Regions from separate parts of the Homo sapiens genome. Here region 1 is linked to region 2. A link is an interaction called in ENCODE POLR2A ChIA-PET data of the cell type or tissue named here. Cell type or tissue: HepG2. All regions are shown on one strand. Links, peaks and the distances in the headings refer to the core of each region. The heading gives the core; the rest is flanking DNA.

The links. ChIA-PET counts read pairs that join two places held together with the same protein. Peaks named below come from ENCODE experiments on the same cell type or tissue, not always from the same donor. Only the 100,000 strongest peaks of a DNase experiment are listed, where the experiment ranks them.
Region 1: POLR2A ChIA-PET joins it to region 2 with 9 read pairs; 4 of 35 experiments call an interaction of 5 or more read pairs at or near these places.

What each region holds. Positions count from the first base shown.
Region 1 is chr11:61,918,107-61,933,539 of GRCh38, forward strand. It overlaps a transcript of RAB3IL1 not described here. Among named protein-coding and RNA genes, the nearest start is that of RAB3IL1, 8.3 kb to the left of the region's middle. RefSeq lists enhancers at 5,107-5,856, 5,611-5,905. In HepG2, for the core only: no CTCF peak of the experiment used is centred there; DNase peaks (open chromatin) are centred at 5,345 and 5,675; H3K4me3 peaks cover 1,303 bases; H3K27me3 peaks cover 34 bases.
Region 2 is chr11:62,091,243-62,106,675 of GRCh38, forward strand. No RefSeq gene overlaps it. Among named protein-coding and RNA genes, the nearest start is that of LINC02733, 17 kb to the left of the region's middle. RefSeq lists an enhancer at 11,833-12,334. In HepG2, for the core only: no CTCF peak of the experiment used is centred there; a DNase peak (open chromatin) is centred at 8,429.

The DNA.
Region 1 (15,433 bases), core at 3,759-8,758, 170 kb before region 2:
CTCACCATCTGCCCTCTGGATAGTATTCCCCACCCCACCCCCACCGACACACACACATACACACACCTGTCTGGTCCCACATCCTCCGTGAAACCTTCCCTGAATCCCAGACGACTGGTCTACCTGTCCCTCAGTTCCTCTGTCCCACCCATTCTGAGTCCTGATCATTCGTCTCAACTTCAGCCTGGGACTGGACCAGTAAGAGCAGAACCCGTCTTCTCTCCCGCCAGGTACCATGGCTCCCACCTTCCCTGTCTAGGGGAGGACTGGGAGCGTGGTGGGAGGTACTTCCCCTTCTAGGTGCTACCAGAGGTCCCAGTGCTACCCCTCCAGGCCCACTGACTCAGGCCGCAGGCTCAAGTTAGTCAGATCTTCGTTTGAGGATACATTTTATTCATTCATTCTACTCATTCATACATTCAGCCACTCCATCTGAGCATAGACTATGGGGCATGCAAGGGGCTGGGGACCCAGCAGGAAACTGTACAGACATAGGTTCTGCCCTCCTGGGGCTCCACGTTGGTGGAGGATGGAGGATGGGGGACGTATTCTCTAAGACCTCCACGTCCAGGGCACAAATAGACAATGCTCTTTCCCCGCTGGGCACAGCGCACAGCAAGGTATGGAATCTGGAGAGTGGAGGCGAGGCTGGATTCTATGCCTTGCTTGCTCCCTTGGCCAGCACTTTGTGCAGTGAACAACCTAGGCAGTTCTCCATAGCATCCCTTCCAACTTTCTAGAATCATTCAGCCCAGGCGTCCCATAGCCATCACTCAGCAGGGCAGTTGTTTCCATGGCCACGGCTTCCAGAGGGCAGGGATTCTCTCTTTCTTGGAGCTATGTTCCCCTACCCCACCCCCAGCCCAGCTCAGGGTCTGGCCCACCCAAAGCAGATGTCCACATGTGTTTGCTGGCTTGAATCCCTCATCAGTTGGTCTTGAGCAACTGTTGTCTTCCTGGCCCTTATTTTGTTCACTATTTAGAGAAGGAGGAGAAAATGACACAAAAGGAACCCAGCACAGGGCCCTTGCCCTCCAAGTCTTCACAAGCCCCGGCAGGAGATAAGTCATGGCAACCCAGACCAGTGGGAGATAAAGGGTGGAGGAGGCGTCAGCTCAGGGCTATGTCCCTGGAGGAAGAGTCCTCAGCCTGGGAGGTCTGGTGGACCGGGGAGGCCCTTGAGCGAGGTCTTGAAGGACAAGTCTGTGGTCACCACTCTGGAAGCATCCACACTCAATTTCTAACCAAAAATAGCCTGTCATCCATGCTTCCTGCTACCATGGACTCCTAGGGCTCACTGCCTCCCCCAGTAGGGAGGACCCTCCTGCTCAGCTGAACTTGCTCCTCAGTTGAAAAGGATGGGCTCGGAGAAGTTAAGGAACCTGCCTGATATCACACCAGCCAGGGGCAGTGGGGCTGAGTCCTCTTACACCCGTTTTCCAAAAAGACCACCCAGAAACTAGAGGCTCACTGGCAGCTGCAGCTGTGTGCAGCCAGGCAGCAAGAGGTTCCTGAGCACATGCTAGGTGTCTGGCCAGTGGCAGGGAAGGGATAAATAAAAGTTGTGTCCTCTGCCTACAAGCCACTGCCCTCCTCAGCCTCCCTCCCTCTATCTCCCTCTGCCTGCTCCATCCCAAGCCTGGCAGCCTTGACCACAGACCCTTGGCTGAAGGCAGCTGAGGAGCAGGAGACAGTCAGCCTGGACAACCCAGGCCCTGATTCTGGACTTACAGGTGTGTCCTCAGCTCACTGTGTGACCCAGGATGAGTGTCTTGCCCTCTCTGAGCTTCAGTCTCCACCTCTGTACAGCCACCAAATTGGACAAGACAATCAGAGCCATTGCCTAGGACTCTCTGAGCCCAGCTTCTCACACTGGCTGCCCTGAAGCTTGCCAAGACTCCCCCTCCCCTCCATGCCCCAGGTCCTGAGCTCACCTGTCTGTGCCCCAGGGCTCTTCTCTCAAGTTCCCCTCAAGTACAGGGCACAGGCCTGATGGGGCGTAGCGGACAGTCCCTGCACTCATGGCCAGGAACACGGGACATGTCCCTCGGGCGGGGCACCCAGCGTGCTCCTCAGAAGAGTCCATGCTTGCAAGGCCAGACTGAGGGTCCCTCTGGAGGGTGCCGGGAAGGGAGGTAGCAGGAGCCTTCTTCCCCCCACCAGGCTGAGCCTCACACTAACCTTTGCTATCTCCCCAGAGCAGCAGCCTGGGAGGGAGGCACCACCTCCCAGGACAGCCGCTATCTCCTTCAACCCCGTAATTATTAACTCCTGTGGCTCCTCAGGCAGCAGAAGACACTGGGCCCTCCTTCCTGGGCTCTGGGCCAGGGGAGGTGAGACACCTCTAGGGGAGGCCCCGTGTTTCAGCCAGGCTCCCAGATGGTCCGCTTGTCCCCTCACCACGCAGGCTGGGGTGTTGGAAAGAGCCCGTCCAGCCTTGATCCTGTCATAGCTGTCATAGCTGGCTGTGTAGCCCTAGACAGGCCCTCCTGCCTGTGACCACAAACCTGAATATCCCCTTAAAACTTTGTTATTGGTGGGGCGCGGAGGCTCACGCCTGTAATCCCAGCACTTTGGGAGGCTGAGGCGGGCGGATGACCTGAAGTCAGCAGTTCAAGACCAGCCTGACCAACATGGTGAAACCCTGTCTCTACTAAAAATACAAAATTAGCCGGGCATGGTGGCGCATGCCTGTAATCTCAGCTACTCGGGAGCCTGAGGCAGGAGAATTGCTTGAACCCGGGAGGCGGAGGTTGCGGTGAGCTGAGACTGGGCCATTGCACTCCAGCCTGGGCAACAAGAGCAAAACTCCGTCTCAAAAAACAAAACAAACAAACAAAAAACTGTTATTTTTTATTTTTTTTCTTTATTTTTAAATTCTTTTTCTTAGATTTGAGATTCCCAGTTTTGTTTTTTGTTTGTTTTTAATTTTTCAAGGCAGGGTCTCGCTCCGTCACCCAGGCTGGAGGGCAGCCTCAAACTGCCCAGCTCAAGCCATCCTCCCACCTCAGCCTCCTGAGCAGCTGGGACTCCAGGCATGTGTCACCATGCTTGGCTAATTTTTAAATTTTTTTTATTTTTTGGAGAGATGGGGTCTCACTACCCTTAAAACTTCTCACCACCACCGCCCAGGAACAACTCAGCGGTAGCAGCTGGGAACACAGGCCCGGGGTCAGACGGGCTGGATTCAACCCCACTTTCAGACGGTGTGCCTTTGAGCACGTTAGCCTCTCCGTGCCTCAGTTTCTCCAACTATGAAATGGATTCTCACCCTCCAAAGCACACCAGGCCAGTTGCCATTGCCCAGATGTGCCCATTCCTCTTCTTTCCACATACTATCCCCCCTGACTGCTATCTCCACTGCATCCTGCCTCTGCTAGTAAGTTTCTCTTTTGTTCATACCCCCTCCTCTAGGAAGCCCTCCCCTGTGGGTTACTTTTTTCCTCTGCAGGCACCAGAGCCCTTAGACACATGGTTAGCCCTGCGTCATGACAAACACCCCCTGGAACTGTTGGACACTCCCACAAGAACTGAGTGGCCCTCTGGGCAGAGGCTGGGCCATCCTCGTCACCCTTCTCAGTGTCACCTTGCCTGGTACACAGACTCCATCCACCTGTGGGATGGTGTGAATGTGCCACCCTGTCTTCATTTGGCCCAAATTCTCATCCTAGTTCTGCCACTCGCTGACTGTGTGGCCTTAGGCAAGTCACTTAACCTCTCTGGGACTCAGTTTCCTCATCTATATAAAATGGGAAGTTCTCCCCTGTGAAATAGTGAGTATTAAAGCAGATAACATTTGTGGCCAGGTGCGGTGGCTCATGCCTGTAATCCCAGCACTTTGGGAGGCCGAGGTGGGAGGATCGCTTGAGCCCAGGAGACCACCCTAGGCAACAAACCGAGACCTCATCTCTATTATTTAAAAAAAAACCCGTCTCTACTAAAAATACAAAAAATTAGCCAGGCGTGGTGGCGGGCGCCTGTAGTCCCAGCTACTCGGGAGGCTGAGGCAGGAGAATGGCGTGAATCTGGGAGGCAGAGCTTGCAGTGAGCCGAGATCACGCCACTGCATTCCAGCCTGGGTGGCAAAGCGAGACTCCGTCTCAAAAAAAAAAAAAGTTTAAAAAAAGAAGACAGCTGGGGGCGTTGGCTCACGCCTGTAATCCCAGCACTTTAGGAGGCCGAGGCGAGTGGATCATCTCTGAGGTTGGGAGTTTGAGACCAGCCTGACCAACATGGAGAAACCCCATCTCTACTAAAAATACAAAATTAGCCGGGGGTGGTGGCGCATGCCTGTAATCCCAGCTACTTGGGAGGCTGAGGCAGGAGAATCGCTTGAACCCAGGAGGCAGAGGTTGCGGTGAGCTGAGATCCCACCATTGCACTCCAGCCTGGGCAACAAGAGCCAAACTCCGTCTTGGAAAAAAAAAAAAGAAGAAGAAGATAACATTTGTGAAGTGTCTGCCACAGTGTAGACTGAAAGAAGTGTTTCCTTCCTTCAGTGTTTCCTGCCCCGTCCTCCTGCCTGTACTTCCCTCTTCTTTCTGGTTAGCCTCTGAGTCCCTGCTGGGGAGAAGCTGCCAGTTCCTCACACCCCACCCTGCCCCGCCCCGCCCAGCGGATAACAGTATCTCCCACTTGGGCTTTGGGCTGCGAAGCTCTCTCAGCCTAATGCAAACCAGATGCTGTCCTCCCTTTCCTGGCAATGAATTTTCCATGGCCTGCTCCCACCCGCTTCCTGTTTTTGCTCCTCTCTGATCCCCCTGCTCAATTCTCCTGTGCCCCCACCTTCCTCTGCTGGGCAACCTCTGGGCTTACCTGGAAACAATTAATGGAAAACAGGATATGTGAAGGGTGGGGGTCTCCCCATCACCCCAACATGGCAAGAGGGGAAAGGGCTTGGCCTGGCTGGTGGCATCATATGTGGGAGTTGGTCCCTCCCTGCCAAGACCCCACCAGCCTCTTGGCCGGGGGCGGGAGAGGGGAAACTGAGTCAGAGTTGCTGGAGACTTTATGGAAAAACCTGTTATGTTTCTGGACATTTAGACACAGCTTGGACTGGATGGGAAGCTTTGAGGATCTTGTCTTTGGTTGTAACTTCTTAGAAAAAAGGCAGAGCCAGAAAAGGCCCGATTGTCTCTTCTTGCAGATGAGGAAACTGAGGCTCAGAGACTCATCCAGGGTCACTTGTGAGTCACAGCAAGAAGCAGCCAGGTCTGGGACGTCTTGTCAGTAAAAGCCGCTGCCTGAAGTCGCCTCCCCTTCTTGCTATCTCAGCGTCATTCCTGCCTGCCCTTCCCCTGCCTCTGCATAGAGCTCAGTCACGAGGGGAGGCTCACAAGGCCACCATCCGCCTGCCTGTGGTGCAGACACCTCCCAGCTGGCAGGCTCAAGGCAGCCACGCACACCTGGCTGGGCAGACTTTGAAGCAACTGGATTTTTCCCCTGCAGGGCTGGGCGCTCAGCAGAGGGGCCCTGGGTAAGCCCCAAAAACATGTGTGCAGGTGGGCCCTTCCTTGGTCCACTTGACCCTGTGAACTTCCTCAGGTCAGCCAGTGCTGGTCCTCAGAGTGAGGGCTCCCCCATTTCCATGAAAACAACAGCCCCAGGGTTCCTGAAAGCCAGTTCTGGCTGCCCCTCCCTCCGCCAGCTGTGCAGGGTGTTTGGACAGCGCGGATGGAATGTTTTGCAGCCAAAGTCCTCCCTGGATCTCTGAGCTCAGATTTCAAGCAGGAGGGAAAGAGGACGCTGGTTCTGGCTCCAGGGAGAGGGGAAGCGACTCAGGAGGTCAAACTTGGGCCTGGAGGCTCCCTGCTCTGTCCCCAGGCCTGACCAAGACCAGGCCCAGGCCCCTCAGGGAAGGGCAGGACAGAGCGTGTGGAGGCGGCCGAATGGGGTCACAGCTTTGCTCAGGCCAACCTGGTGAAGCCAGGCCCCGGGGACAGTCTGGGCTCAGGGAGGGGCTCAGCCCAGGACAGCACTTTGAGAACACTAAGATTCACAACAGACCTCCTTCGACCACCATCTCCATTTTTTAGGGAGGGCAGTTGGGGTCCAGAGAGGGCAGGCACTTGTCCCAGGTGGTACAGCATGCTGGGTACAGAGCGGGGCTAGCAGCCAGGCCTCCGGAAGCTAAACTTGCTCTTTTCACTGTCCAGGAAGTTCCCATCCTCACTCTCAGCCCCAGAGATACAGCCCCTGCCAGTAAGTCGTCATCTTTGCTTCTTCCCCAAAAGATGCAGGCAAAAGAATCTACTCAGAAAGTCAGTTCACAAAGCAAGCACAGACACTAAGCTCCAGGCCAGCCTCTGAGAGATTCGAATTAACCTACTCGAGGACAAGGCAGAGGCCCTGAGAGACAGGATTCCTGGCCCATCTCCTGCTCTGGGGCCAGAGCTCCCCCAGTTCTCCACCACAGCTGCCCAGGCCCCTCAGCGCCCCCACGAAATGAATCCCTTCTCTGGCTGCGAAGACCCATAAGTTCTAGACACAAATATATGGAAGCTAGTTTGAGCCTCAGTTTACCCACCTTAAACCTGGGAGGATTATCTTTGTTCCACTTGACTTATCATCATATTGTGGGGTGCTGATGGTGAGGGCCGGGAAGTGCTGGTGAACCCCTTTGGAAATATCAACAGTTCCCGGTAATGAAACTGACCTCAGACGAAGAAGGGAGGAAGGAAGGAGGGGATTCCTTTGGGCCCAGATGGGTGTGGGAGTCTGACCAAGGTGCCTGGGGCCTGAGCTGAATTCCTAGAGATGAAACCTGTTCACCCGCTCTCAACTCCTCAGAAGGAAAGCTCAGCCACCTTGTGGAATTATTAGAGAACAGAGAATCCATCAGAAACCTTCGGGGGGAAAACATGACTAGTGGAGGAGGGTGTGACCCCCAGAGAGCTGATGACTCCCTTCCAAGGTGGCAGAATGTGGGGTGAACTGGAGACTGTGCTAGGATCTTTACGCGCAATCTCAGATTCTGTTCATCCTTGCAGCGGCCCGACAGTCCTTGGTGGTCCTTCATTGCTTTCTGTTCCCATTTTAAAGATGAGGAAACAGATTTGGAAAGGTTAAAGGATTTGGCCAATGGCTAACAAGTAAAGGAACTCAGATTTTAACCCAGGTTTGTCTGACTCCAAAGCTTGTTTTCTTATCTCTCCACCAGTCACTCTCTCAGGAGGAAGGGTAAAGTGAGGCTTTTTAAACAAAGTAGGGATTGAAGAATCAATAGGATTTAAATATCCATATAGAGCCGGGTGCAGTGGTTCACACCTGTAATTCCCAGCACTTTGGGAGGCTGAGGTGGGTGGATCACTTGACGTCAGGAGTTCAAGACCAGCCTGGCCAACATGGTAAAAACCCTGTCTCTACTAAAAATACACGAATTAGCCAGGCATGGTGGCACACACATGTAATCCCAGCTACTTGGGAGGCTGAGGCAGGAAAATTGCTTGAACCCGGGAGGTGGAGGCTGCAGTGAGCCAACATCACACCACTGCACTCTAGCCTAGGCAACAGAGCAAGACTGTGTCTCAAAAAAAAAAAATCCATATAGAAATGAAGGATGGACATTCCCTGCAGAGGGACCAACAGGTAAAAGGCCTGGAGGTGGGAAGGGCAGAACACAGACAGAGAGAGGCAAACCCTTCACTTTGCCAGGAGCTCAGGCTCATTTGGGGGACAGGAAAAAAAAAGTCTGGAAAGGCAGCCTCAGGTTAAATCCTGAAAAGCCTTGGAGGCGAGTTAAAGAATTTGGACTTTATTCTAAAGGCTCCAAGGAGATGGTTAAACATTTTTGAGCAGAGGAGAGAAATGATCAGAGCCCTGCTTTGGGAAGATTAAATGGACAGCTGTGTGCATAAAAAATAGAAGTGAACACTTATTACACATCTAGCAAGGGAAAGACTTTCTAAACTTGGAAACATTTTGAAGAGATCTTAACAGAAAAAGATCAATAGATCTGTCCGCATTCAAATGTAAAGCTGCTTTATGCTCCTTCCTGCCAAAAAAAAAAAAAAAAAAAAAAAGCCAAAATTAAAAGGCAAATAACTTGGCGAAAATATTCCCAGGCAATGGCAATGCGTTAATATAGTTAACACATAAAGAATTTGCGAAAATCAATAAGAAAAAACACTGGGAGCTCAATAGAGGTGTTCACTCATTCATCAGATTTTTAAGAACACACATGCCAAGTGCTGATGGCATATTAGTGAACCAGACAGACAATGTTTCTGCACTCATGAAGTATACAGTTTAGGAGGGGATTATGTGTAGCGGGGGATTCAGACATCTAATTACAGCATGATATGGTTTGGGTATTTGTCCCTCCAAATTTCACATTGAAATATGATCCCCAATGTTGGAGGTGGGCCTTGTGGGAGGTGTTTGGGTCATGGGAGCTTGGTTCCCTCATGAATGGCTTGGTGCCCTCCCTGTGGTAATGAGTTGCTGCAGGATCTGATTCTTTTTTTGAGATGGAGTCTCACTCTGTCGCCCAGGCTGGAGTGTAGTGCCGCCATCTCAGCTCACTGCAACCTCTGCCTCCTGGGTTCAAGTGATTCTCCTGCCTCAGCCTCCAGAGTAGCTGGGATTAAAGGTGCACGCCACCATGCCTGGCTAAATTTTGTATTTTTAGTAGAGATGGGGGTTTCACCATGTTGGCCGGGCTGGTCTCAAACTCCTGACCCTGTGATCTGCCCGCCTCGGCCTCCCAAAGTGCTGGAATTGTAGATGTGAGCCACACCTGGCCGAGATACAGAAAACTTTTATTTCATCACTCTTTCTTGCCTGGTGCCAGGCCCATGCAATGCCACAATCTTGGCTCACTGCAACCTTCAACTCCCAGGTTCAAGCGATTCTCCTGCCTCAGCCTCCTGAGTAGCTGGGACTACAGGCACTATGCCCCGCTAATTTTTGTATTTTTAGTAGAGACGGGGTTTCAGCATGTTGGCGAGGCTGCTCTCAAACTCCTGACCTCAGATGATCCACCCGCCTTGGCCTCCCAAAGTGCTAGGACTATAGGCATGAGCCAACGCACCCAGCCAGATCTGATTCTTAAAAAGAGTCTGGGACCTCCCTCCATCTCTCTCTTTTTCTCTCTCTCACCACTTGACATGCATGCCCCCCCCTTAACCTTCTGCCATGATTGGAAGCTTTCTGAGGCCCTTATCAGAAGGAGATGCTGGTGCCATGCTTCCCGTACAGTTGGCAGAACAGCGAGCCAGAGAAAACTCTTCTATACAAATTGCCCAGACTCAGGTATTCCCTATAGCAATGCAAAACAGACTAACACACAGGACCACAGGTCAGGTACAAGGATAGGGGAAGTGCAAAGTCGTCTGGGAGCACATCCAGGAACTCCCAACCTAGACTTAAGGTTAGGAGTCTGGAAAAATTTCCTGAGGCAGGAGTTTGGGAGTGGAAAGGGAGACCATTGAAAGAGTTGGGGCTGGCAAGAGAGTCAGGGGCTAGATCTTGTGGGGCTTTGTATGTGGTATGGTTTGGCTCTGCATCCCTGCCCAAATCTCATGTTGAATTGTAATTTCCAGTGTTGAAGGAGGGGCCTGGTGGGAGTTGACTGGGTCATGGTAATATATTTCCCCCCTGCTGTTCTTGTGCCAGTTCTCACAAGATCTGGTTGTTTAAGAGTCTGTAGCACCTCCCCCTTTGCTCTCTTCCACTTGCTCTGGCCATGTAAGATGTGCCTGCTTCCCCTTCACCTTCAGCCATGATCGTAAGTTTCCTGAGGCCTCCCCAGCCATGCCTCCTGTACAGCCTGCAGAACAGTGAGCCTATTAAACCTCTTTTCTTTATAAATTACCCAGCGTTGAGTAGTTCTTATAGTAGTGTGAGAATGAACTAATACAGTATGCTAGGTAAGGAGTTCAAACTTTATACTTAAAGACTAAGAGGAGTCATTGAAGGATTTACGCAGGAGTGTGATGTGAACGGATTCACATATCAAAAAGATGGCTACTATGGATAAGTGTGGAATGGCTTGGAGAATTTCTGCTCCTTAGGGATGTGGTGGACTTGAAGCAGAGAGGAGCCTTCCTGCTACAGAAAAAAAAAAAAAAATTCTAGAAAAAGAGGCTATAATTCTTTGAGGATGTGTTGTCTATCAAGCTCTAGGCCTTGTCTGCCAAAGCCACTTCCTTACCCACAAAGGAAAGTGCAGCCAAAGCTGGGAGCTTTGGCCAGGAGGGAGGTTGGGGACATGAATGTGGGCATCTACATGGTGCTAGGACCCTCCAAATACATGGAGCTAGGACCCTCAAAATACATGAAGCTAGGACCCTCAAAATATATGGAGCTAGGACCCTCAAAATACACAGAGCTAGGACCCTCAAAATACACGGAACTAGGACCCTCAGAATACACAGAGCTAGGACCCTCAAAATACATGAAGCTAGGACCCTCAAAATACATGGAGCTAAGACCCTCCAAATACATGGAGCTAGGACCCTCCAACTACATGAAGCGAGGACCCTCAAAATACATGGAGCTAAGACCCTCCAAATACATGGAGCTAGGACCCTCCAACTACATGAAGTGAGAACCCTCAAAATACATGGAGCTAGGACCCTCAAAGAGGGCTGAAGTGTTTCATGTTGGTGACACCCCTGGCTCCAGGCAGAAGCAGATTCAAATCCTCTTTGGAGGAATGTGTCCAAATTTAGATATGAAGGATTCCTATTGCTCAATATCAAGCAGTGAGCTCACAATCAGAGATCACCAGCACATAAAGATGCTAGCCACTATGAGTAAGAATCAACAGAAACAACACACAACAGATTTAGATGCTACAGAACTCCAGGTAGTGGTCTCCTATATATGATATAGAAAGGTTAACACATGAATTTTTAGAATCTGTTTTTAAAGAAAAAGAACACACACAAAATTTACAAAAAACAAAAAAAAATTATTTTTAATTATGGCTACATTATAGTTGTACATATTTGTGGGGTATATGTGACCTTTTGACACAAGCATACAATGTATAATGATCAAATCTGGGTAACTGGGATATTCATCACCTCAAACATTTATCATTTCTTTGTGTTGAGAACATTACAAATCATCTCTTGTAGCTATTTTGACATATATGATAAGTTATTGTTAATATATACATATGGGCAGGCATGGTGGCTTCCCAGCACTTTGGGAGGCTGAGGCAGGTGGATCGCTTGAGCCCAGGAGTTTGAGACCAGCCTGGGCAAAATGGTGAAACCCTGTCTCTGCTACAAACACAAAAATTAGCTGGGTGTGGTGGCATGCGCCTATTGTCCCAGCTACTTGGGAGGCTGAGACACAAGAATCGATTCAACCCAGAAGGCAGAGGTGCAGTGAGCTGCCGAGATCGCACCACTACACTCCAGCCTGGGTGACAGAGTGAGACTTGGTCTCAAAAAGCTTTAAAAAAATTTAAAAAAAAATGTATGATCTGAACATGAATAAACAACAAGAGATTATCAAGGAGAACCAAGCAGATTTTTTTTTTTTTTGAGACAGAGTCTTGCTCTGTCGCCAGGCTGGAGTGCAGTGGTGTGATCTTAGCTCACTGCAAACTCTGCCTCCTGGGTTCAAGCGATTCCCCTGCCTCAGCCTCCTGAGTAGCTGGGACTACAGGTGTGCACCACCACACCCAGCTAATTTTTTGTATTTTAGTAGAGACGGGGTTTCACCACGTTGGCCAAGATGGTCTCGATCTCCTGACCTTAAGTGATCTGTCTGCCTCGGCCTCCCAAAGTGCTGGGACTATGGGCATGAGCCACCGCGCCCGGCTTTTTTTTTTTTTTTTTTTTTTTTTGACAAGGTCTCACTCCGTTGTTGCCCAGGCTGGTGTGCAGTGGTGCAGTCTCGGCTCGCTGCAACCTTTGCCTCCCAGGTTCAAGTGATTCCCCTGCCTCGGCCTCCTAAGTAGCTGGGACTACAGGCGAATGCCACCACCATGCCCGGCTAATCTTTGTGGTTTTAGTAGAGGCAGGGTTTTGCCACGTTGCCCAGGCTGGTCTCAAACTCCTGGGTTAGAGTGATACACCTGCCTCAGCCTCCTGAAGTGCTGGGATTACAGGCATGAGCCACCACTCCCAGCCAAGCATAGACTTATAAGGTCTATGAAATCAAGAATAGAAAATAGAGAATGGAGGGGAGGTGATATTTGTTTAATGGGTATGGAGTTTCATTTGGGAAGATAAAAAATGTTCTAGAGATGGATAATGGTTGCACAACAATGGGAATGTAATTAATGTCACTAAACTATATACTTAAAAATGTTCAAAATATTTTTTAAAAAGGCATATTTGACCACCTAAGCATAAGGATATGGAAAGGGTGAGCTTGAAAAAGTTACACCAAAAGCAAGGTGGTATTTCTGCATTAATAACCAAACTTTAAGACGAATCATGGTGAATTATGCATGTAATCCCAGCACTTTGGGAGGCTGAGAAGGGAGGATCACTTGAGCTCAGGAGTTCAAGACCAGCCTGGGCAACATGGGGAGACCCCATCTCTACAAAAAATCAAAAATTAGCCAGGCGTGGTGGTGCAGGCCTGTAGTCCCAGCTACTTGGGAGGCTGAGGCAGGAGGATCACTTTAGCCTGGGAAGTCAAGGCTGCAGTGAGCTGTGATCATGCCACTGCACTCAGTCTGGGCAACACAGCAAGACCCTGTCTTAAAAAGACCAAATTAATAACAAACTTTAAGACGAAAAACATTATTAGTGTAGAGGTGGTCACTATGCAGTAATAATAAAGTGATGACAATGTTTAAAAAAAATTCACCAGATAGATATAACCATCTAAATTAATATGTGCCTAATAAAATAGCCTAAAATATTTAAAGCAAAAATAATTAAAGCTACAGGGGAAAATAGACACATCTATCATTATGGTGTGAGATGTCAACAAATGTCTCTGAACTACGGCTACATCAAGGCAGCAAAACATCAGGAGCTGGTGGCAGCAGAGACCACTGGCCTTGGTAGTAACTGAAGTATAGAGCACTAGATCAAAGCGAACCGATAAGCAATTTGATCCCTAGGTCCCCTCCTCTACTCCATGCCACTGGCCAACTGCCCCTTTCTTAGTCTAGCATAACACTGGAGATTTATTCTCTGGAGAAGGCAAAACAGAAGGTCTTTGGGCCAGTAGCTGAATAAGAGGGTTAAGTGATTATATACACACTGAAATCCAAGACCTCCAACCCTCTTCTGTCACTTGTCAGCCAAAGTGGCAACTCACTCAGTCACCAGGAGGGTAAAGACAGACTTTTACCCTCCAGACAGCCCCTCTATGGGACTCTGGCCAACCCAAGAAGAGAGATCTAAGACGAATGTTACCCAACAAAATATCCATCCAGCTCAAAGTCAACATGCTTGCCATCAGTTTTTAAGATCTCGCTCTTAATAATGAGCAATCAAGGATTATTAGACAACTAAGGAGAACCTCTACCTTAAGAGAGACCAAACCCAGTAAGCAGAAGAAAAGCAACTTGCAGGAAACAGAGACTCTGTAGAAAAAAGAAGAGGAGGTGAAGAGGAGGAGGAGGAGAAGGAAGGCAAGGAGGAGGAAGAAGGAGAGGCATTAATAACCTCAGGATGAGAAAAGAAGGTATTGCATTCATGAAATAATAACCTGATTCTATGAAAGTAAACATTCACAGAACAACAAAAACTATTGGAAAATAATATATTTTTTAAAAGCATGATGGTAGAAATGAAAACAATGAGTAAGGTTGGAAGACACAGTTGAGGGAATATCCTTCAGAAAGAAAGAAATGGAAAATAGTGAAAAGATTAGAAAAGTAGAGAATCAATTTAGAAGATTCAATATCTGAATAAAGAAGCAACAGAAGAAAATGAATGAACTGGCCAGGCATGGTGGTTCACACCTGTAATCCAAGCACTTTGGGAGGCTGAGGCAGGCAGATCACAAGGTCAGGAGTTTGAGACCATCCTGGCTAACATGGTGAAACCCCGTCTCTACTAAAAATACAAAAAATTAGCTGGGCGTGGTGGCGGGCGCCTGTAGTCCCAGCTACTCGGGAGGCTGAGGCAGGAGAATGGCGTGAACCCGGGAGGTGGAGCTTGCAGTGAGCCGAGATCTCACCACTGCACTCCAGCCTGGGAGACAGAGCGAGACTCTGTCTCAAAAAAAAAAAGAAAAGAAAATGAAGGGGGTAAAGCATCAAATAAATAATTCAAGATTATTTCCCAAAACTGAAGTATATGAGTTTTCAAATTGAAAAAGACCACCTTAGCTGGACATGGTGGCTCACATCTGTAATCCCAGCACTTTGGGATTCTGGTTTATAAAAAAATTAGTGTTATACTGTAAGATTTTTTATTTGCTTATATCAGTCTTCAAAAATATCCATTTTAATAGTTCATTCATTCAGCAGTTATTTGTTTGGTATTTCTTTGCCTGACAGTCACTCTTCCAGGCACAGGGTGTATAGCAATGAGCAAAACAAGGCCCTGCCCTATGAGGTTTACATTCTAAGCTTTATAGGGCTTACAATGTAATAAAAGACATTAAAAAGAAATAAAAGACATAAATAAAAGAGAAATCAAAGACATAAATAGAAAATAGTGATAAAGTCTTCTAGAACTTTTTTTTAACTCAACATTATATCCAAGACTTACCTTATTTTATGTAACTATAGTTCATTTTTTTTTTTTTTTTTTTTGAGACGGAGTCTCACTCTATCGCCCAGGCTGGAGTGCAGTGGCACAATCTCAGCTCACTGCAACCTCTGCCTCCAGGTTCACGCAATTCTCCTGCCTCAGCCTCCTGAGTATCTAGGATTACAGGCTTGCACTACCATGCCCAGCTAATTTTTGTATTTTTAGTTGAGACAGGATTTCACCATGTTGGCCAGGCTGGTCTCAAACTCCTGACCTTGTGATCTGCCTGCCTCAGCCTCCCAAAGTGCTTGGATTACAGGTGTGAACCACCATGCCTGGCCAGTTCATTCATTTTTATTGCTGTATAATATTCCATGATAGGACCATAACTGTGGTAGGATAAAAATGGCCTCTCAAAGATATTGAATCCTAATCTTTGAAAACTGTAAATGTTACCTTATATGAAAACAGAGTCTGTAAAGATGTAATTAAGTTAAGGACCGTGAGATGGGGAGATTATTCCAAATTATTGGAGTAGACCCTAAATGCAATCACATGTATCCTTATAAGAGGGGGGCAGAAAGAGATCTGACACAGACAAAAGAGGAAAAGGCACAAGATGGAGGAGTGTTGTGGCCAAAAGCCAAGGAGTGCTGGCAGCCACCAGGAGCTGAAAGAGACAAGAGAGCCTCCAGAGGGAGCATAGATCTACTGACATCTTGCTTTAGGCCCAGTAATACTGATTTTGGACATCCTGGCCTCCCGAATGGTGAGAAAATAAGTTTCTGTTGTTTAGAGTCACGTAGTTTGTG
Region 2 (15,433 bases), core at 5,330-10,329:
TTTTTTTTTTTTTGAGTTGGAGTCACACTCTGTTGCCCAGACTGGAGTGCAGTGGCATGATCTTGGCTCACTACAACCTCCACCCCATGGGTTCAAGTGATTCTCATGCCTCAGCCTCCTGAGTAGCTATGATTATAGGTGCCCAGCATGCCTGGCTAATTTTTGTATTTTTAGTAGCGATGGAGTTTCATCATGTTGGCAAGGCTGGTCTCAAACTCCTGACCTCAGGTGATCCACTCACCTCGGCCTCCCAAAGTGCTGGGATTACAGGCATGAGCCACCGCACCTGGCCAAAAAAAAATTTTCAATTTGTTAGTAAATATGTCCTGTTCCACACCAAAATATTCTTCCATTAGAAAGCCTATGTTTCTAAAAATTATAAAATGTGTATTCATAAGTTGTTAGCATGTGACTAACATTTAAAAATTGCTTACTTCTTGCTGGGTGGTGTGGCTCCCATCTATAATCGTAGCACTTTGGGAGGCTAAGGAGGGCGGATCACTTGAGGCTAGGAGTTTGAGACCACCCTCACCCACATGGTGAAACCCTGTCTCTACTAAAAATACAAAAATTAGCCAGGTATAGTGGCGCATGCCTGTAGTCCCAGCTACTCTGGAGGCTGAGGAATGAGAATCAATTGAAGCTGGGAGGTGGAGGTTGCAGTGAGCCAAGATGGCACCACTATAATCCAGCTTGGGCAACAGAGCAGACTATGCCTCAAAAAAAAAAAAAAAAAAATCGCTTGCTTCTTGGGTTTCCAATGTGAATTAAGGTTACTAAAAGTTAAAATTCTGACTAATATATGGTAACTAAAACTAGAGATGAGAAACAATTCTATATAGAGCATATAAAGAAAATAATTTTTTTTGGTGAAAAGGTTATGAAAAAAGTCATAAAGATGTGGTTTTGTTAAAGGAAAAGTAATTTTGTCTGGTTTAGGTTGTATTAAATTGAAGGAATAAAAGAAGGAAAAAATGACGTAGATAAACCAAATGGAAATGGAAAATTGGAGAAGGAAAGAAAATGGGAAAAATTGTAAGAGGTTATCAAAGGTTTGTAGAAATTTATCTTGTGTGGTCAAAGCTGATTGATATTGGATAGAAGTTTATAAAGCTTTATTAAAATTAGCTTTAATATTAATAATACACTAATTTGGTTTTCTCTTTTAAACAAGATTTTCATGAAATATTAATAAAAGACTTTTTGAGTAGGCCGGGCGTGGTGGCTCATGCCTGTAATCTCAACACTTTGGGAGGCTGAGGTAGGAGGATCACTTGAGCCCAGGAGTTGAGGCCAACCTAGGCAACATAAAAAAAATTAGCCGGGTGTGGTGGTGCACATCTGTAGTCCCAGCTATTCCAGAGGCTGAGGTGGGAGGATCACTTGAGAGGGAAGTAGAGGCTGCAGTGAGCCATGGTCCATGCCACCGCACTCCAGCCTGGGTGACAGAATGAGACCCTCTCTCAAAAAAAACAAAACAAAAAAATATAAACCAGTCTGGGCACAGTGGCTCATGCCTATAATCCTAGCACTTTGGGAGGCTGAGGCGGGGGGGTCATGAGGTCAAGAGACGGAGACATCCTGGGCAACATGGTGAAACCCTTCTCTACTGAAAATACAAAAATTAGCTGGGCGTGATGCTGGGCACCTGTAGTCCCAGCTACTTGGGAGGCTGAGGCAGGAGAATCGCTTGAACCTGGGAAGCGGAGGTTGCAGTGAACCATGATCATACCACTGCACTCCCGCCTGGGTGATAAGAGTGAAACTCTTGACTCAAAATATATATATATATATGTAAAATATTTTAATGTTCATGCTGGTCAGCTGGGCCTAAACTCCAAAAGGGAGAAGGTATCATGAAGTGTATCTGACCTCCCTTCCCGTCATGGCTGGGAATTCCATTTTTCAGGTTTCTCTGGGGTCCTCTTGGCCAAGAGGGGATCTATTCAGTTGGATAGAGGGCTTAGAATTTTATTTTTGGTTTACAAGAGAGTTGGAGAATGACTTGGTGTAGGAAATTCACACAGTTGATGTCAGAAGTGTTGTAAGAGTAGAAGGAATGTATTTTTCTTTATATGGATTTCCTACCAGTGCAATGTTTTCTAATTTAGAATTATTCCAATTTGAAAAGATCCCACTAGTATTAAAAATGCTGGGCCAGCTGTGGTGGCTCATGCCTGTAATCCCTGCACTTTGGGAGGCCGGGGCAGGCAGATAACTGGAGGTCAGGAGTTTGAGACCAGCCTCCAACATTGCAAAACCTCCTCTCTACAAAAATACAAAAAAAAAATTAGTCGGGTCTGGTGGTGGGCACCTGTAATCCCAGCTACTCAGGAGGCTGAGACAGGAGGATTGCTTGAAACTGGGAGGTGGAAGTTGCAGTGAGCCGAGATCGCGACACTGCACTCCAGCCTGGGCAACGAGCGAAAACTCCATCTTATTAAAAAAATAAATAAATAAAGTGCTGCCCGGGCATGGTGGCTCACGTTGGTAATCCCACCACTTTGCAGGACAAGATGGGAGTATCACTTGGGAGTTTGAGAGCAGTCTAGGCAACACAGCAAGACCTCATCTCCACAAAATTAATTTTAAAAGTAGCCAGTCATGGTGGCACACACCTGTAATCTCAGCTACTCAGGAGGCTGAGGTGGGAGGCTCTCTTGAGCCCCAGGACTTCGAGGCTACAGTAAGCTATGATCACACTGTTGAACTCCAGCCTGGGTGACAGAATGAAACCTTGTCCTTCAAAAGTAAAATTTTTAAAAAGAAACACTGTGTGAGGACTGCCAAGCTCAAATAATTTAGTAAAGTCTTTGATACTAAATATAAAACACGGTCCTTTTTACATTTTGTCAGGGAGCACACTAGTAAGCCTGTGAAACCCATCATAGCTCAGCTTCTTAGCCACCATTGTAGGTTTTTACACGAATTTTTCAGACCTTCCTAACTGTACTGTCAGAAGGATGCATAAATTGAGCTAGTCAAATTAAATAGTTACGGATTGAATAAAAGCTTGGATTTGATCATACTAGCAGATCGTTCTTCCTTATTCATCAAAAATGACAAGCCCAGAAATAGCCCTGGTTGGAGATCAGTATCATTGTGCTCATAAGTTTGGTTTGAGGATAAATTGAGGCCTTGCATAAATAATCTCTCTTCATTATAGCATTGACCATCTTAGCTATATTTTACAGATTCTTCAGATGGCCACAGTGAATGGTTTGGTCATGAGAGTCTTCTTTGGGAAATAAACATACAGCTGGAGATCCCTATTAGGCTGAGGACATAAATAAATCAATGTTTTCTGGTTTGCACTGTAGCTCCAACACGTTAAAAGAAGAGGAGGAGGTGGAGGAGAAGGAGGGAGGGAAAGAGGGACGGGAGGAAAAAAATACACAGAAGAAAATACTCAAATCATAAAAGAAAGTTTAACCCAAAATATATGTGGATCGGAAAGTATTATGGATAAACCCTAAATATAGTTCTTAAAACTGGAAATTTGGCCTGGCATGGGGGCTCACACCTGTAATCCCAGCACTTTGGGAGGTTGAGGCAGGCGGATCACCTGAGGCCAGGAGTTTGAGACCAGCCTACCAACATGGCAAAACCTCATCTCTATAAAAAACACAAAAATTAGCCGGGCATGGTGGTGCATGCTTGTAGTCTCAGCTACTTGGGCTGCTGGGGTGGGAGAACCGCTTGAGCCTGGGAGGCGTAGGTTGCAGTGAGCTGAGATCGCACCACTGCACTCCAACCTGGGTGATAGAGTGAGACTCCATCTCAAAAAAAAAAAAAAAAAAAGCTGGCAATTAGTAGGGGCATTCAGAGTGCTCCCTAGACACTGTGTGTGCCTGATAAAACCAGGAGCCCGGGGGTATTTCTGCCTCTAAGCAAACAGGAAACAATAACTGCTTGGGATGTAGAGGGCTTCTTGCCATGACGTGTCCCCTGAACTTGAAGTTATGCCCAAAGGTCTCATTACCTCAGAAGAGATGAAAAAAAAATTGTAGGTGGCTGAACGAGGCAGAGAGGGAAGTTGATATAAGAAGAAAAATTGTTTAGGATTGTCAACCTAAAGGAAAAAACAGAGGCACAAAATATAATTTTAAAGAGTTTCCTTGGGCAGAGATAAGGACGGCTGCCCGGAAGACTCAGACCCAAGTAATCTTGATATGAGCTCTCGCTGGTTTTTTTTGTGTGTGTGTTTTTGTTTTGTTTTGTTTTGTTGTGTTGTGTTGTGTTGTGTTTTTTGAGACAGTCTCACTCTGTCACCCAGGTCAGAGTTCAGTGGCACGATCTCAGCTCACTGCAACCTCTGCCTCCCGAGTTCAAGCGATTATTCTGCCTCGGCCCCCTGAGTAGCTGGGACTACAGGCACATGCCACCATGCCCGGCTAATTTTTGTATTTTTAGTAGAGACGGGGTTTCACCATATTGGCCAGGCTGGTCTCGAACTCCTGACCTTGTGATCTGCCCACCTCGGCTTCCCAAAGTGCTGGAATTACAGGCATGAGCCACCAGGCCCGGCCCTCTGGTTGGTTTTTAAAGGCAAAAAGGGGCACAAGGAGTGGGGTTGATAGCAAAGTTGTTTATTAGGATTCTCACTGATTTACAGAAATAACATTGATTGATGATTGGCTATTCATTTTTGAACTACAGGGTATGAGTTATGGTGTCCAGTGTGCAGCATTGTTCGATTAATTTATAGCTACTTGTGGCAGCAGTCAGTCTAGAGTCCACATAACAAGCAGCTTGAAGAAATGGTTACCCAGCTCAAGGCGGGAGTCCCCAGCACTGTGGGAGGCCAAAGGGGGCGGATCACCAGGTCAGGAATTCAAGACCAGCCTGGCCAACATGGTGAAACCCTGTCTCTACTAAAACTACAAAAATTAGCTGGGCATGGTGGCATGTGCTTGTAATCCCAGGTACCCGGGAGACTGAGGTGGGAGAATCGCTTGAACCGAAACCTGGGAGGCAGAGGTCACAGTGAGCCACGATAGCGCTACTGCACTCCAGCCTGGGCAACAGAGACCAGGCTGCACTCCAGCCTGGGCGACAGAGTGAGACCTGACACGATCTTGGCTCGCTGCGACCTCTGCCTCCCCTGTTCAAGTGACTCTCATGCCTCAGCCTCCCAAAATGCTGGGATTACAGGAGTGAGCCACCGCACCCGGCCTCAAGATTTCTAATCATGTGTTCATGGGGGCATGCCCATGACATGTCTCCAATAAGGCTGAAGCATTCTCCCAGTGAAATGCGTGGAGCTATCTTCCTGATGGCCAGGCAGATGAAATAGCAGGTTTCCCCCAGATAAAATCTCCATTTCTCCATGTAAAATAGATTGGTGGTCAAGCCTAGAAAACAGTTTGAAGGAACTTTTCTCAAAAGTTCCAGTGTTAGGTTTCTTCAGAGGTACATACAGATAGAGGGGTGACCAAATATCTTTTTTTTTCTCATTTATTTATTTTTTTAATTTGAGACAGAATCTCAATCTGTTGCCCAGGCTGGAGTGCAGTGACACGATCTTGGCTCACTGCAACCTCTGCCTCCCCTGTTCAAGTGACTCTCGTGTCTCAGTCTCCCAAGTAGGGGATTACAGGCTGTGCCACCACACCGTGCTAACTTTCTGTAGTTTTAGTAGAGATGGGGGTTTCACCATGTTGGCCAGACTGGTCTTGAACTCCTGGCCTCAAGTGATCCACCTGCCTCAGCCTCCCCAAGTGCTGGGATTACAGGCATGAGCCACCACGCCCAGCTGTGACCAAATATCTTAAGAGACACTGCCCTTCAGTTTAGCAGCAGGGGGGGTGGTAAGCAACACCTGATATAGTCCCTCCCAACAGGATCGGAGGGAATCTTCTATTTGATGGTGATTGTAATAAACAAAATCTTCAGGTTGGAGGCCATAATCTTTTATGTCTTCATCTCCAGGGAGCTTACTGCTAAAATAACCTTTAATTAATCTAGAATTTTTAGTGAGAGGCTTTATAAGGCCTTGGCAATAATGAAGAAAATCAGCTGGGCACAATGGCTCATGCCTGTAATCTCAGCACTTTGGGATGCCAAGGCAGGAAGAACACTTGAGCCCAGGACCTCAAGACCAGCCTGGGCAACACAGTGAGACCCCATTTTCTACAAAGAATTTTTTAAAAAGTTAGCCGGGCATGGTGGCACGCACCTGTATTCCCAGCTACTTGGGAGGCTGAGGTGAGAGGATGCCTTGAGCTCAGGAGGTAGAGGCTGCAGTGAGCCCAGATAGTGCCACTCCACTCCAGCCTGGGAGACAGAGCAATACCCTGTGTCAAAAATAAAATAAAATAAAGAAAATCACCCTTAAGGAAAGCTAGTTTGTAGGCTTCTTCACTCAGGCGCATGGGTGAAGTAGAAAATTCCTGTACATTTTGCCAATTGATTTTTATTACCCTCTGTGCATTCCACCAGTTCAGAAGACCTAGGGTGATGTGTGTGTGTGTGTGTGTGTGTGTATATATATATATGTATATGTGTATATGTGTATATATATATGTATATATATATAACCAAAAAAAACTTTTGAGTAAACTGCAAAAGAAAAAAAGAAACAAAAGAAAATGACCAAATTGACCAAATTCCTTCATCATTGGCATCTTTAACCATGGCCATTTTAAGTGTTGTCCTTTTCCTTCTTGGGGAGTTCCTTCTGTGCTTCACAGCAACTGAGGAACCCATTTCACTGGTCAAATAATTTGGTCTATTTTGGTCTATTTGTTCACATGGCTGATTTTCCAGCATTTCCATTGTGCGTACCACCCTAGGTCTTTTCTTTTCTTTCTTTTTTTCTTTTGCAGTTTACTCAAAAGTTTTTTTTGGTTATATATATATACATATATATATATCTATATACACATATACATATATATATATATACACACACACACACACACACACACACATCACCCTAGGTCTTCTGAACTGGTGGAATGCACAGAGGGTAATAAAAATCAATTGGCAAAATGTACAGGAATTTTCTACTTCACCCATGCGCCTGAGTGAAGAAGCCTACAAACTAGCTTTCCTTAAGGGTGATTTTCTTTATTTTATTTTATTTTTGACACAGGGTATTGCTCTGTCTCCCAGGCTGGAGTGGAGTGGCACTATCTGGGCTCACTGCAGCCTCTACCTCCTGAGCTCAAGGCATCCTCTCACCTCAGCCTCCCAAGTAGCTGGGAATACAGGTGCGTGCCACCATGCCCGGCTAACTTTTTAAAAAATTCTTTGTAGAAAATGGGGTCTCACTGTGTTGCCCAGGCTGGTCTTGAGGTCCTGGGCTCAAGTGTTCTTCCTGCCTTGGCATCCCAAAGTGCTGAGATTACAGGCATGAGCCATTGTGCCCAGCTGATTTTCTTCATTATTGCCAAGGCCTTATAAAGCCTCTCACTAAAAATTCTAGATTAATTAAAGGTTATTTTAGCAGTAAGCTCCCTGGAGATGAAGACATAAAAGATTATGGCCTCCAACCTGAAGATTTTGTTTATTACAATCACCATCAAATAGAAGATTCCCTCCGATCCTGTTGGGAGGGACTATATCAGGTGTTGCTTACCACCCCCCCTGCTGCTAAACTGAAGGGCAGTGTCTCTTAAGATATTTGGTCACAGCTGGGCGTGGTGGCTCATGCCTGTAATCCCAGCACTTGGGGAGGCTGAGGCAGGTGGATCACTTGAGGCCAGGAGTTCAAGACCAGTCTGGCCAACATGGTGAAACCCCCATCTCTACTAAAACTACAGAAAGTTAGCACGGTGTGGTGGCACAGCCTGTAATCCCCTACTTGGGAGACTGAGACACGAGAGTCACTTGAACAGGGGAGGCAGAGGTTGCAGTGAGCCAAGATCGTGTCACTGCACTCCAGCCTGGGCAACAGATTGAGATTCTGTCTCAAATTAAAAAAATAAATAAATGAGAAAAAAAAAGATATTTGGTCACCCCTCTATCTGTATGTACCTCTGAAGAAACCTAACACTGGAACTTTTGAGAAAAGTTCCTTCAAACTGTTTTCTAGGCTTGACCACCAATCTATTTTACATGGAGAAATGGAGATTTTATCTGGGGGAAACCTGCTATTTCATCTGCCTGGCCATCAGGAAGATAGCTCCACGCATTTCACTGGGAGAATGCTTCAGCCTTATTGGAGACATGTCATGGGCATGCCCCCATGAACACATGATTAGAAATCTTGAGGCCGGGTGCGGTGGCTCACTCCTGTAATCCCAGCATTTTGGGAGGCTGAGGCAGGAGGAATGCTTGAGCCCAGGATTTTGAGACCAGCCCGGGCAACACAGCGAAACCCTGTCTCTATAAAAAAATACAAAAAATTAGCTGGATGTGGTGGTGCATGCCTGTAGACCCAGCTACTCGGAAGGCTGAGGTGAGAGGAACGCTTGAGCTCAAAGGTCAAGCCTGCAGTGAGCCATGATAGCGCCACTGCACTCCAGCCTGGGTGACAGAGTGAGACTCTGTCTAAAAAAAAAAAAATCAGGTCTCACTCTGTCTGTCACCCAGGCTGGAGTGCAGTAGCGCTATCGTGGCTCACTGTGATCTCTGCCTCCCAGGTTTCGGTTCAAGCGATTCTCCCACCTCAGTCTCCCAGGTACCTGGGATTACAAGCACACGCCACCATGCCCAGCTAATTTTTGTAGTTTTAGTAGAGACAGGGTTTCACCATGTTGGCCAAGCTGGTCTTGAATTCCTGACCTGGTGATCCGCCCCCTTTGGCCTCCCACAGTGCTGGGGACTCCCGCCTTGAGCTGGGTAACCATTTCTTCAAGCTGCTTGTTATGTGGACTCTAGACTGACTGCTGCCACAAGTAGCTATAAATTAATCGAACAATGCTGCACACTGGACACCATAACTCATACACTATAGTTCAAAAATGAATAGCCAATCATCAATCAATGTTATTTCTGTAAATCAGTGAGAATCCTAATAAACAACTTTGCTATCAACCCACTCCTTGTGCCTCTTTTTGCCTTTAAAAACCAACCAGAAGGCCGGGCCTGGTGGCTCATGCCTGTAATTCCAGCACTTTGGGAAGCCGAGGTGGGCAGATCACAAGGTCAGGAGTTCGAGACCAGCCTGGCCAATATGGTGAAACCCCGTCTCTACTAAAAATACAAAAATTAGCCGGGCATGGTGGCATGTGCCTGTAGTCCCAGCTACTCAGGGGGCCGAGGCAGAATAATCGCTTGAACTCGGGAGGCAGAGGTTGCAGTGAGCTGAGATCGTGCCACTGAACTCTGACCTGGGTGACAGAGTGAGACTGTCTCAAAAAACACAACACAACACAACACAACAAAACAAAACAAAAACACACACACACACAAAACCAGCGAGAGCTCATATCAAGATTACTTGGGTTTGAGTCTTCCGGGCAGCCGTCCTTATCTCTGCCCAAGGAAACTCTTTAAAATTATATTTTGTGCCTCTGTTTTTTCCTTTAGGTTGACAATCCTAAACAATTTTTCTTCTTATATCAACTTCCCTCTCTGCCTCGTTCAGCCACCTACAATTTTTTTTTCATCTCTTCTGAGGTAATGAGACCTTTGGGCATAACTTCAAGTTCAGGGGACACGTCATGGCAAGAAGCCCTCTACATCCCAAGCAGTTATTGTTTCCTGTTTGCTTAGAGGCAGAAATACCCCCGGGCTCCTGGTTTTATTAGGCACACACAGTGTCTAGAGAGCACTCTGAATGCCCCTACTAATTGCCAGCTTTTTTTTTTTTTTTTTTTTTTTGAGATGGAGTCTCACTCTATCACCCAGGTTGGAGTGCAGTGGTGCGATCTCAGCTCACTGCAACCTACGCCTCCCAGGCTCAAGCGGTTCTCCCACCCCAGCAGCCCAAGTAGCTGAGACTACAAGCATGCACCACCATGCCCGGCTAATTTTTGTATTTTTTATAGAGATGGGGTTTTGCCATGTTGGTAGGCTGGTCTCAAACTCCTGGCCTCAGGTGATCCGCCTGCCTCAACCTCCCAAAGTGCTGGGATTACAGGTGTGAGCCCCCATGCCAGGCCAAATTTCCAGTTTTAAGAACTATGTTTAGGGTTTATCCATAATACTTTCCAATCCACATATATTTTGGGTTAAACTTTCTTTTATGATTTGAGTATTTTCTTCTGTGTATTTTTTTCCTCCCGTCCCTCTTTCCCTCCCTCCTTCTCCTCCACCTCCTCCTCTTCTTTTAACGTGTTGGAGCTACAGTGCAAACCAGAAAACATTGATTTATTTATGTCCTCAGCCTAATAGGGATCTCCAGCTGTATGTTTATTTCCCAGAGAAGACTCTCATGACCAAACCATTCACTGTGGCCATCTGAAGAATCTGTAAAATATAGCTAAGATGGTCAATGCTATAATGAAGAGAGATTATTTATGCAAGGCCTCAATTTATCCTCAAACCAAACTTATGAGCACAATGATACTGATCTCCAACCAGGGCTATTTCTGGGCTTGTCATTTTTGATAAATAAGGAGAAAGATCTGCTAGTATGATCAAATCCAAGCTTAAAAGCTTAAAATTCAATCCATAAATATTTAATTTAAGTAGCTCAATTTATGCATCCTTCTGACAGTACAATTAAGGAGGTCTGAAAAATTCGTGTAAAAACCTACAATGGTGGCTAAGAAGCTGAGCTATGATGGGTTTCACAGGCTTACCAGTGTGCTCCCTGACAAAATGTAAAAAGGACCGTGTTTTATATTTAGTATCAAAGACTTTACTAAATTATTTGAGCTTGGGAGTCCTCACACGGTGTTTCTTTTTAAAAATGTTAATTTTGTAGGGGCAAGGTTTCATTCTGTCACCCAGGCTGGAGTTCAACAGTGTGATCATAGCTTACTGTAGCCTCGAAGTCCTGGGGCTCAAGAGAGCCTCCCACCTCAGCCTCCTGAGTAGCTGAGACTACAGTTGTGTGCCACCATGACTGGCTAATTTTAAAATTATTTTTGTGGAGATGGGGTCTTTCTATGTTGCCTAGGCTGGTCTCAAACTCCCAAGTGATACTCCCATCTTGTCCTGCAAAGTGGTGGGATTACCAACGTGAGCCACCATGCCCGGCCAGCACTTTTTTTTTTTTTAATGAGATGGAGTTTTCGCTCGTTGCCCAGGCTGGAGTGCAGTGGTGCGATCTCGGCTCACTGCAACTTCCGCCTCCCAGGTTCAAGCAGTTCTCCTGTCTCAGCCTCCTCAGTAGCTGGCATTACAGGCGCCCACGACCAGACCTGGCTAATTCTTTTTTTTGTATTTTTGTAGAGAGGAGGTTTTGCAATGTTGGAGGCTGGTCTCAAATTCCTGACCTCCAGTTATCTGCCTGCCCTGGCCTCCCAAAGTGCAGGGATTACAGGCATGAGCCATCACACCTGGCCCAGCATTTTTAATACTAGTGGGATCTCTTCAAATTGGAATAATTATAAATTAGAAAACATCACTCTGGTAGGAAATCCATATAAAGAAAAATACATTCCTTCTACTTTTACAACACTTCTGACATCAACTATGTGAGTTTCCTACACCAAGTCATTCTCCAACTCTCTTGTAAACCAAAAATAAAATTCTAAGCCTCCTATCCAACTGAATAGATCCCCTCTTGGCCAAGAGGACCCCAGAGAAACCTGAAAAATGGAATTCCCAGCCATGACGGGAAGGGAGGTCAGATACACTTCATGACACCTTCTCCCTTTTGGAGTTTAGGCCCAGTTGACCAGCATGAACATTAAAATAAAGATTATAAGACTGAGTAAACAAACTATGGCAGTGAGATGCCAAATTCCAGGCTGACTGGCATAGCATGACATGACAGATGGCAAACCATGAAGGAAATAAAAATATTTTAGTCCAAAATAGATGTCTTTGAATATTTTGGAATGGCCCTACAAAGCTGTCTTTTGGGGTGGGGGTGGGATTTGCATCTGCAGAGAATTTTCATCAATGCAGCCAGGCCTTCCCTTTCTAGGCTTTTTCTGGACCTAGGAAAGGCTAAATTAGGGTCTTGACACCTTTAAGATCTGAAAAGAGACATTCACCATCTATTCTATCTGAGGGCTGCTACCTAGGAGGCTTCATCTACATAACAAGAATCTTGGCCTCCACAACCCACCTTATCTTATTGCAAGCATTTCTTTCTACTGAGACAAAGCTTAGCTCTTTCAACCAATTGCCAATCAGAAAATCTTTGAACCTACCAATGACCTATAATAGAGGCCCCACTTCAAGACATCCCACCTCTTTAGTCTGTATACACTGATTTATGATTTTACCTAAAATTCCTGTCTCCCTAAAATTTATAAAACCAAACCATAACCCAACAACCTTGGGCACATTCTCAGGACTTTTTGAGACTGTTCCCCAAGCCATGGTCACTCGTATTGGCTCAGAATAAACCTCTTTTAATATTTTAGTGTTTGGTTTTTCTGTTAACACTCTGCATACAACAACTGGGTCTCCCACAATTTAATTCAATTTGACACTACCCAGAGTTAGGGGAGACCCCACAGGTTAGGAGCTTACTTCCCACAAGACTGTTCCCCCTTCAGATGATGACACAAGTAGTGGGTCCCCAGGTGACCCACAGTTCCGTCTGACATGGCTATAAATCAAGGGTTCCCCTAAGCCCCCTTCATGTTCAATAATTTGCTATAACAGCTCAGACAACTCAGGGAAACACTTTACTTATGTTTACCTGTTTATTATAAAGGATACAAATGAACGGTGAGATGAAGAGGTACACAGGGCAGAGGTCTCTGGAAGGGTCCCAAATGCAGGAGTGTTTGTCCCTGTGGAGTTTGGAGTGTGTCAACCTCCTGGTTCGTGGATGCATTCACCAACCTGGAAGCTCTTTGAACCCCATCTCCATCATTTAGGGTTTTTATGGCAGCTTCATTACATAGGCATGATTAAGGAAAACACTGATCGTGAGTGATTCACTACATCTCCAGCCCCTCTCCCTCCCCTGAAAGTCATGGGGTGGAACTGAAAGCTTTAACCCTTTAATCACGTCTTGATCTTCCTAGTGATGGTATGATGTGGCTGTGTCCCCACCCAAATTTCATCTTGAATTGTAGTTTCCACAATCCCCACATGTCATGGGAGGGACCTGGTGGGAGATAATTTAATCCTGGTGGTGGTTACCCTCATGCTGTTCTCGCAATAGTGAGTTCTCACGAGCTCTGATGGTTTTATGAGGGGCTTCCCTCCCACCCCCTCGCTCTCATTCTTCTCCTTCCTGCCGCCATGTGAAGAAGGATGTGTTTGCTTCCCCTTCTGCCGTGACTATAAGTTTCATGAGGCCTCCCCAGCCCTGTGGAACTGTGAGTCGATTAAACCTCTTTCCTTTAGGCCAGGCATGGGGGCCGAGGCAGATGGATCACTTGAGGTCAGGAGTTCAAAACCAGCCTGGCCAACATGGCGAAACTCTGTCTCTACTAAAAATACAAAAAAATTAGCCAGGCATGGTGGCAGGTGCCTGTAATCCAGGCTACCTGGGAGGCTGAGGCAGGAGAATTGCTTGAACCTGGGAGGCAGAGGTTGCAGTGAGCCGAGATCGTACCACTGCACTCCAGCCTGGGTAAGAGAGGGAGACTCCATCTCAAAAACAAACAAACAAAAACCACCAGCAACAACAACAACAAAACACCTCTTTCCTTTATATAAGTTACCCAGTCTCAGGTATTTCTTCATAGCAGTGTGGGAATGAACTAATACAGGTGACTACTCACATGTGGCAAATGCAGACAAGGGCACTCTGTGCTATTGGGATGCTGAGGTGGGGGTGTGATAGGAGTTTGGCAGGACTTGTTTCCCAAGACATAGGTCACAAGGACCCCCCTGATAAAACAGGATGTGGTAAAGGAGCCAGCCAAAACCCCCCAAAACCAAGATGGTGATGAAAGCGACCCTTGGTCCTCTCACCGCTCATTATACACTAATCATAATCCATGATTTGTCCATGGTGAAGGAAACTCCCACCAGAAACACGACAGCTTACATACGCCATGGCAACATCCGGAAGTTACCCTATATGGTCTAAAAAGGGGAGGAACTCTCATTTCTGGGAATTCTCTGACCTTTTCCTGGAAAATTCATGAATAAGCCACCCTTGTTTAGCATGTGAGCAAGAAACAAACATAAAAATAGCAACCTGCAACTCTCACGGCTGCTCTTCCGATGGCATAGCCACTCTTACTCCTTTACTTTTAAAATAAACTTGCTTTCACTTTACTCTGTTAACTCTTGAATTCCTTCCTGTGCAAAGCCAAGAACTCACGTCGCCTCCTGGGCTGAACTCCAATGTGGGGGTTCACCCTGTGACAGGTGGATGGGCTGGAGTCCAGGAGTTCGGGTCCAGCCTAAGCAACATAGTGAGACCCCCCATCTCTATTTTTTTCTCAGACAGTATAAGAGACAGATGAAGCAAAGTGCATAAATGGCTGTGAGGAGCATGTGGTTTGTCAAAGCTGGAACTTTATTTACAAACAAGTTCCAGCATTATCTGAGTGGGTGCTGCTAACAATTATAGCGTGTTCTTTCAAACTGCAGACTGGGATTAGACGGTTTGCCAAAAAGCCACTGAGTACATCAAAGCGAGAATTCTGAATTCTCCATTTATCTTCAGATTTATCACTCCCTCCCTCTGTGCCCTTCTCTGCATCTGCTGTATGTGAGTATGGAGAGTCCACACAATTCAGTCTGTACCAGTGGTCTAGGTTTTCAACTACATCTCATTGGTCAAGCATGTTTGCATTCACAGAAGGAACCCTACCCCCATTTTTGTTTTCCTGTTTTATTTTTAGTACATTTTAGGCCTTAAGAATGTAGGGTTTTTTTGTTTGTTTTTTTTTCCTATGAGACGGGAGTCTTGCTCCATAACCCAGGCTGGAATGCAGTGGCATGATCTCGGCTCACTGCAACCTCCCCGTCCCGGGTTCAAGCGATTCTCCTGCCTCAGCCTCCCATGTAGCTAGGAATACAGGCATGCACCACCATGCCTGGCTAATTTTTTTTTTAATTTTTTTTTTAATTTTTAGTAGAGACGGGGTTTCACCATGTTGGCCAGACTTGTTTTGAACTCCTGACCTCAGGTGATCCGCCCACCTTGGCCTCTCAAAATGCTGGGATTACAGGCATGAACAACCATGCCTCACCAATAGTGTTTTATCATACAGAAATAGAAATTACAAATCTCTCAGGAAGTTCTTTGGAAGTGCAGCTTTAAAGACATACTTTTTGACCCCCACTGTTTTCTTTTGCCCAGCTTGGATATGTGTTCTGCCTTCATTGTCTCTTCAAGGAGGCATTCACAGGCAGCAGAGCTCTTTTGTGGAGGAACTTTTATAACATTGTCAGTTGCTTTAAGCAGACGTTCTCAAGGCTGATCTGTAGGCTGGATCCAGTGGCTGAC